Regions from separate parts of the Homo sapiens genome. Here region 1 is linked to region 2. The links are chromatin contacts, found by POLR2A ChIA-PET in ENCODE. All regions are on one chromosome and are shown on one strand. Each heading gives the region's core, a stretch centred on a gene start or an enhancer-like site at or near the end of the contact. The rest is flanking DNA. Distances are from core to core; before and after follow the strand shown.

Region 1 (4,041 bases), core at 227-2,726, 830 kb after region 2:
TAGGCACCCAATACATATTGGTGATTGCCTAGTAAAAAATAGAGGGCTCTCAGTGCTGCTTACCTGCCTCTAATAAAAATGTAGGTGGTATTAAACCACAAGCTAGACCATCAGGAAGGAGGTACAAGGATAGATCCACAACCTGCTCTTGGCCTTTATCTCAGCAAGCTACCTGGCTTCTGTACTCCTACTTTGATTCACCTGCTGTTGCAGCAGGGTTTTAGGAGGATCCTATTTGTGTATCTAAGATTCAACATTCATGAAGGAGCAGAAATACTTGGATTTGCCTCTTAGCTCTTGGAGCTGGAGAGTGGATGACTTCCTGCAAGGCACGATTTTTGGATTGGCTTCTCAATTATTACAGGAATCCTCAACTTTTAGAATTGCCAGCCTATTCATCTGATCTTGAAAGTGTACAAACTTACCTTCAAACAGTGTAGAATATATGCAATTCTGGACCTAGACAGAGGCAATAACCTAAAGACATTTGCAGCTCATTTCTTGTCAGAACCCATTGAGAATAGTGGTATTGATGGAAGACTGTCAAGCCCATCCAGTTCTCTAGTCTAAATAGTCTCAGTTTATCCATGACTTGAGCCATCTAAAAGTTGCATAACAAATTAGCCGGGCGTGGTGGCGCATGCCTATAGTCCCAGCTACCCGAGAGGCTAAGGCAGGAGAATCACTTGAACCCAGAAGGCGAAGGCTGCAGTGAGCCGAGATCGCACCACTGCACTCCAGCCTGGGTGATCGAGTGAGACTCCGTCTCCAAAAAAAAAAAAAAAAAAAAAAAAAGTTGAATAACATTAATACAGCAATATTCTTCAAGGTGGTTGGATTGCTGGTGATTTTTATTTTCTTTTTAAACTCTTCTATTTTCCAAATTTTATGCCATGGGACTGTGTTCTAAACTGTCCAGTATGAAGAAAACAAAGAGCTCTGTTACTATAAAGAAAATGGTTTTCAGGTCTCTATTCAGTGGCTCTGGTGTAATAGAGCTGTATCAAGTCTTTCTTTGCAAAACTCTTTATTTCCTTTTATTTTTATTAGTTGTTCATGCTCTATGCAGTCTGTATAACCTTGGGTTTTAAATTCTTCAAGCAAATTGCAGTTTTCTGTTAGAACTTTAGTTATATTGTACTTATATTCAGTAAAGAAAATACTTAACATAAGCCAACAATTGTCAGCTTGTCCTAATTTAGTTAGAATTGTTAATATTGCCTGTGTATTTACCCAGTTCAAAGCTGGTTCCGTTGCCAGTATTTTATTTTCTATTTTATAACCAGTTCTCAATAGGCTCCAATAAGGAATAATTTTTCTACCACTTACAGCAACTTTCTTTGCCAAATCCACAATATCTTCTATCAACTCAAGATGTTGTGATTTCTTCAAACTTATCTCAGAACCACAAGAATTGCTAAATTTCTCTCACTTAGATGTAATCTTTTTATTGCGTACCCACCCCATCCCAGTTAAGCTGAGTCACACGAACATAATTGTCGGTCATAAATTGAGGAGCAACGACATAGTCACCCATATTAGGGCAATTTTCTAACAAGACATAATCCACTACAGTGAAACTTTCTTTGGCAAAATCATCCATGGTGCACGAGCAGGGGCTTGCAGCCCATGAGCCTCAGATGCAGGCTACCACTGCTGCCACCTCCAGTTCTTCATGTCAGCCAGATGGCAGGAGGGAGCAAGTGGGCCTATTACAGTTTTAAGAGATGAGGTCTCACTGTGTTGCCCAAGCTGGCCTTGAAATCCTGGACTCAAGCGATCTTCCTGCTTTAACCTCTTGCATAGCTGGGACTGCAAGCATGAGCCACAGTGCTTGGCTGAATGATAATTCATAGTAGCTAAAATGTAGCAACCTAAATGTCCATCAGCAGTGAATACTTTAGCATAATGTGCTATTTCCATTCACTGGATTATTATTTAGCCTTAAAAAGGAAGGAAATTCTGATATATACTACACATTACATGAATCCTAAGGACTTATGCTAAGTGAAATAACCCAGCCACAAAAATATAAATACTGTGTAATTCCACTGACATGAAGTATATAGAGTAACCAAAATCATGGAGACAAAATAGAATAGTGGTTACTGGGAAGAAGGGCAATGGGGACTTAAAACGGCCATAGTTTCAGTTTTATAAGATGAACAGAGTTATGGAGATGGATGGTGGTAATGGTTGCACAACATTGTGAATATATTTAATAACACTGAACTGTGCTCCTAAAAATGGTTAAGATAGAACATTTTATGTTTTTTGTATTTTACTACCATTTTTTACAAGTTGAAAAAAAAATAGACTCCTGGATATAGTATTCAAATTTCTGAGCTATGCAAATATGTAAGATCTTATTCAGTCATCAGTCTTCGGTTTTCTTCCCACTTCCTTACCACTTTTCCTTTCCTCGGTAATCTTCTTACTGCTAATAATGATCTTTGGAAGCCCTTTGTAACCTTGTATTTTCTAAATAAACCCAAGGGTGAACACAAATAACTTTGCTGTGATTTAAAATAAAATAGCAATTATATCTAACCTAACAGACCTTATCAGAAATAAACTTTTTTTTTTTTTTTTGAGACAGGGTATTGCTTTGTCACCCAGGCTGGAGTGCAGTGGGGCAATCATGCCTCCCTGCAGCCTTGACTTCCTGGGCTCAAGCGATCCTCCCACCTCAGCTTCCTGAGTAGCTGGGACCACAGGTGGGCACCACCATGCCCAGATAATTTTTGTATTTTTTTTGTAGAGATGGGATTTTGCCATGTTGCCCAGGCTGGTCTTGGAACTCCTGAGCTCAAGCAGTCAGCCCGCCTCGGCCCCACCAAAGTGTTGGGATTACAGGCGTGAGCCACTCTGCCCAGCCAGTGACTAACTTTCTATCCAGGTTTTTTAAAGTCTGGGTGTTTTTTTGTTTCTTGGATAGCTAATCATTGGCAAAATGCAGTGAAAAAGCTGATCCAGCTCTTCTTTTCAGCCTGTGGTGGAATGTTACTTCTTCAGTGTCAGTTTATGTCTCAGAAAGAAGTAAGCCATTCTGTCTTGTAAACTTTCTGTGATAGGATGTATTTGGTTGAGAATATGGACTCTGTAGCAAAACTGTCCTGAGCTACACTAATTACTAGCTGTGTAATCTTGGACAAGTTACTTAAATGTGAAGTGCTTAGAACAGTGTCTGGCATATACAGTTGACCCTTGAACAATGCAACGGCTAGAGGCACCAACCCCCAGCAAGTCAGAAATCTACATATAAATTGGAATTCCTCAGAAACTTAACTACCAATAACCTACTGTTTACTGGATGCCTTATGGATAATGTAAACAGTTGATTAACATATTTTATGTTATACATATTATATACTGTATTCTTACAATAAAGTAAGATAAAAATTCCTTAAATCATAAAAGAACATTTGTTTACTATTAAGATTGAAAATATATTTACTATCTTTTCATCTTCATGATGAGTAGGCTAAGGAGGAAGAGGTGGGATTGCTTTTGCTGTCTCAGGAGTGGCAGGGATGGAAGAAAATTCATGTATAAGTGAACCCATGTAGTTCAAACCAGTGTTGTTCAAGGATCAACTGTGCTGAGTTCTCAGTAAATGTTAGCTATTACTTTGACCATCACAATTTTATCTAAGTGCTCTGGTCCATACCCAGAGTATGAGCGCACCTCATTTTATTGCACTTTGCAGATAGTGTATTTTTTTTTTTTTTTAACAAATTGAAGGTTTCTGGCAAACCTTCATTGAGCAAGTCTGTAGCCGCCATTTTTCCAATAGCATATGCTCACTTCATGTCTGTCACATTTTAAAACCTTTTCATTATGCCGGGCGCAATGGCTCATGCCTGTAATCCCAGCACTTTGGGAGGCCGAGGCGGGCGGATCTCGAGGTCAGGAGATCGAGACCACGGTGAAATCCCATCTCTACTAAAAACACAAAAAATTAGCTGGGCGCAGTGGCGGGCGCCTGTAGTCCCAGCTATTTGGGAGGCTGAGTCAGGAGAATGGCGTGAACCCGGAAGG
Region 2 (4,023 bases), core at 44-2,543:
CCACTCTGAACCCTCTGGTCACCTCTGCTCCTGATGATGATGAACAAATGCAGACCTGGTGGTGGGGAGCAGCCGTGCCCTGCACCCTCTTTTCCCTAGTCATCACCCTTTCCATGAGGTCTTGTGCGAGTCACCCCCATTCCTGGGTGAGGGTTAGAATGACCGGTGGTGATTTCTTCCCCACAGCACTCCAAGTGGATGAAGAGCAGCTCCTGCCCGCTGCTGGCAGCCTCAGGCCCAGGGGCCTCCACCCCGCAGAGGCCTGAGCCAAGCTCGCCATTCGCCCTGGGCTGGATCTCAGCTCCGGAAGGAGACGTCGAGAAGAGGCTGCCAAAGAGCCTGGAGGGGCCACTTCAGAGCAGCGCCTTGAAGAGGAAGGAGAGGGAGGCTCCACAGGAAAGTCCCAGGGCCAGGAAGAAGGTCATGAGGGCGCCGGCCACCTCCCTCTCGTGTGGCAGCACCTGCCTAGAACACCCGGGAACAGGAGCTCTTAGAAAATGCTGGGTCTAAATCTGGACCCAGCTCCACTGCCCTCTGCCCATCCAGTCTGGGCTCTGACCCAACCCCTCTGTCACCATAACTGGCCCCTTCTTTCCGGGCCTCAGTTTCCTGGTCTGTAAATGAGGCTGCTGGATAAGGATGTCTCTCAGGGCCTCTGAGTCTAACATGATGGGATTCCAGATTCCACAGCCTGCCCTTTCCACAGTGCTCTCAGCCTGTCTGCCCTGCCAGCTTCATTCTCTCTGGATTCTCCACTCCATTGCCCCTTGAGGAAATAGCCCATGACCTTGTTTTTGGTCAAAACCTTAGCTCTCCTTCAACTGAGAATTTTACAGTTAGATGGGCCCTGAGGGATGACAGTTCAACCCATTTTTTTTTACAGATGGGGAAACTGAGGCACATTGAGGCGGCCCCAGAACCAGTGCCTGGGCTACTTGGTTGGGCGGGTACCTCCCTAGCCCAGTTCTCTCCCCTGCAGTTAAGGCTTGGCCCAGTAGGGGGCGCCAGCAAGGCCTGCAGACAGCTAGGGTTGGGCTGGCCAGAAGCAGGATGGGCCGTCCCTCCATTGCAGGCGGTCCCTTCCCAAAGACTGAACCCACCTCCCTACTCCCAGCCCCCCACCCCACCCCATTGCCCCGGACCTGGGCGCCAGGCACATGGTGAGGGACACCAGGTAGCCATTAGAAACGGCAAAGAGCAGCATGAAGGTGATGAAGTAGGCATCCTGTGGGAAGAGGATGGGCAGCCGGGACCTCTGGGGCACGTGGCACAGCATGAAGAGGGGCACGAACAGGAACCGCAGGCAGACCAGCAGGGGCAGCAGCCGGCTGTCCTCGTCTGGCTGTGGTAGAAGCTGAAGTCAGCATGGTCCCTGGAGCCAGGTCTCTGCTCCAGGGCATCTCAGGACACCCATAGAGTACTTTTTTTTTTTTTTTTTTTAGATGGAGTCTCGCTCTGTTGCCCAGGCTGGAGTGCAGTGGCCCTGATCTCAGCTCACTGCAACCTCCACCTCCTGGGTTCAAGAAATCCTCCTGCTTCAGCCTCCTGAGTAGCTGGGACTATAGGCGCCTGCCACCACCATGCCCAGATAATTTTTATATTTTTAGTAGAGCCAGGTTTCATCATGTTGGCCAGGCTGGTCTCGAACTTCTGACCTCGAGTGTTCCACCTGCCTCAGCCTCCCAAAGTGCTGGGATTACAGGCGTGAGCCACCATACCCGGCCTCTATTTTTTTCATTAAAAATTTGTGTGTGTGTGTGTGTACAGACAAAGTCTCACTGTGTTGCCCAGGCTGGTTTTGAACTCCTGAGCTCAAGCGATCCTCTTGCCTTGGCCTCCCAAAGTGCTCGGATTTTAGGGGTTTTTTTGTTTGTTTGTTTTTGAGACAGAGTCTCGCTCTGTCTCCCAGGCTGGAGAGCAGTGGTGCGATCTCGGCTCACTGCAGCCTCTGCCTCCCTGGGATTACAGGTGTGCACCACCACACCTGCTAATTGTTATCTTTTTAGTAGAGACGGGGTTTCACCATGTTGGCCAGGCTGGTCTCGAACTCCTGACCTCGTGATCCACCCGCCTCGGCCTCCCAGAGTGCTGGGATTACAGGTGTGAGCCACCGCGTCCAGCCCCAGAGTGCTAGGATTATAGGTGTGAGCCACCACGCCTGGCCCACCCATAGGATAGACCCATCTGTCACCCCCTGACCTCCTCTGACCTGACCTACCTTGTGAGCCAGTGAGGGAGGACCCAGCACTGGGGCCTGGGCCAAGTCCACCCAGAAATCAGGGACTGGCCTGGGGCTCACCTCTGCCTCTCCCAGGCTCCAGCTTGTGCTCTCCACCGCATCTACAGTTTACGTACTCGGTTCCTCAGAGCACCCACTGGTGGTTCCACAGACCCCCTTGGGGGCAGATGGGGTTTCTGAGTGGGATTGGAAGCTGTAGATCAGCTCCTGTCCTGACTTGGATGAGACCAGCTCCTCTTTCACCTGCGTTATGTATTGTCTCTTTGGAAGATTTCATTTAAAGATACAGTACCATGGCTAAAACCAACCCCAAAACTAAGACTCTTGCTCAGTCCCTCACCTGGTGCAGGAACCTCCATGTAACATTCTCTGAGCAGCAAAGGCTGGATGCTGGGGACACAGAGGTCAGCTGGACATGATTTTTGCTTTCAGGGAGCTCACAGTGCAAGCCCTGGCCTGCACGCCTCCAGGGCCCAAGTGCTCCCTGCTGCTTGGCCAGTGGTTGCATTACCAGGCCATTTGGACTACCAGAAAATCACCTCCATGCTCTTTCAAGCCCTCGGATCCCAAACTGCTTCCTAAAACATCGGATCACCCAGCCCTGGTGTGCTTACCCACAGGAAGTAAGAGGTCAGGCTCCGTCCCAGCCAGTCCATGATGTTGAAGAGGAGGAAGCAGCAGATGGGGTTGAAGAACTGACCTGGGAGGGAAACGGCTGCAGCTCATACTGGTCTCCAACTCCCCTCTCCCGTCCTCTCCCCTTTGTACCCCCTGCCCTGCCGTCTTCTCCACCCTGACACTCACTCCACTTCCCAGGACTGGTGGAGCTGGTCACCATGGCTGTGATGGCGGGGAAGACGGACAGGGTGACTGTGAAGACCAACACAAGGCACAGCGCTGTCAGCCAGATCTGGGAGCCAGAGGCAGGGGTGTGAGCAGGCAGGGCAGTCCCAGGGCCCCACCCTCTTGCCCAAGCCCCATGTGGGAGCAGGACACTTGGGGCCTGGCCCAGCTGTGTCCCTGACCCACTGTGACCCTATGACCTTGGAGTCAATGTGAGCCCCATTCTTCCCCAAAGATGGTGGTTGGGGGCTGTATCCAAGCCAAACCTTCTGGAAGACAGTGAAGACTGAAGGTTTTCCTGGCTTCTGGGGCTCATCTGGCTCTGATTCCGGCTCCTTCTCCAGGTCAAGATCCAGGGTCAGAGCTACTTTCTGGGGACTACTGGGAATCCCGTTCTCATCTGGGGTGAGGGGGGACGGGGAAGGGTCATGCTTGTGACCCAGGTTTCCCGACAGCCAGGCCCAACGAAGGGAGATTCCCAGCAGTTAAAACAAGTGATCCTCAGCTCAGCATGGTGGCTCACGCCTGTAATCCCAACATTTTGGAAGGCCGAGGCGGGCATATTGCTTGAGCCCAGGAGTTCGAGACCAGCCTGGGCAACATGGTGAATCCCCATTTCTACAAAAATAAAAAAATTAGCCGGGCATGGCAGCCTGCACCTATAGTCCCAGCTACTCGGGAGACTGAGGTGGCTCACTTGAGCCCAGGAGGTCGAGGCTGCAGTTGAGTTGTGATAGCACTGCAGTGCAGCCTAGGTGACAGAGTGAGATCCTGACTCAAAATAACAACAACCCCCTCACCCCAAAACAAAAAAAGGTGATCTTCCTCCAGCCTAAGCTGAGGCTGCAGGCGAAGGGAATTCATGATGGAAATATGCATAGCTACCAGGAAGCGCGTGCATGGGTCGGGTGATGAGCGAAGCACCTTAGATGGATTATCTC

The links. ChIA-PET counts read pairs that join two places held with the same protein, here RNA polymerase II (POLR2A).
Region 1: POLR2A ChIA-PET joins it to region 2 with 11 read pairs in activated T-cell. The contact joins two enhancer-like sites. POLR2A ChIA-PET finds 5 or more read pairs at or near these places in 2 of 52 experiments (Panc1 and activated T-cell).

Annotation. Positions count from the first base shown.
Region 1 is chr11:67,194,600-67,198,640 of GRCh38, forward strand. All of the region lies in intron 5 of KDM2A (lysine demethylase 2A), which reads left to right. Among named protein-coding and RNA genes, the nearest start is that of GRK2, 70 kb to the right of the region's middle. RefSeq lists an enhancer at 2,769-3,269. Within about 2 kb of position 1,477, at least 4 of the 41 ENCODE cell types and tissues checked have a DNase peak (open chromatin) inside an H3K27ac peak, as active enhancers do.
Region 2 is chr11:66,363,083-66,367,105 of GRCh38, forward strand. It overlaps SLC29A2 (solute carrier family 29 member 2), which reads right to left. Exons shown (of 12, transcript NM_001532.3): 8 at 3,349-3,482; 9 at 3,044-3,149; 10 at 2,854-2,939; 11 at 1,143-1,342; 12 at 1-465. The coding sequence ends at 354. It overlaps B4GAT1-DT (B4GAT1 divergent transcript), which reads left to right. Exons shown (of 2, transcript NR_135761.1): 2 at 187-682. Among named protein-coding and RNA genes, the nearest start is that of SLC29A2, 6.7 kb to the right of the region's middle. Within about 2 kb of position 1,294, at least 5 of the 41 ENCODE cell types and tissues checked have a DNase peak (open chromatin) inside an H3K27ac peak, as active enhancers do.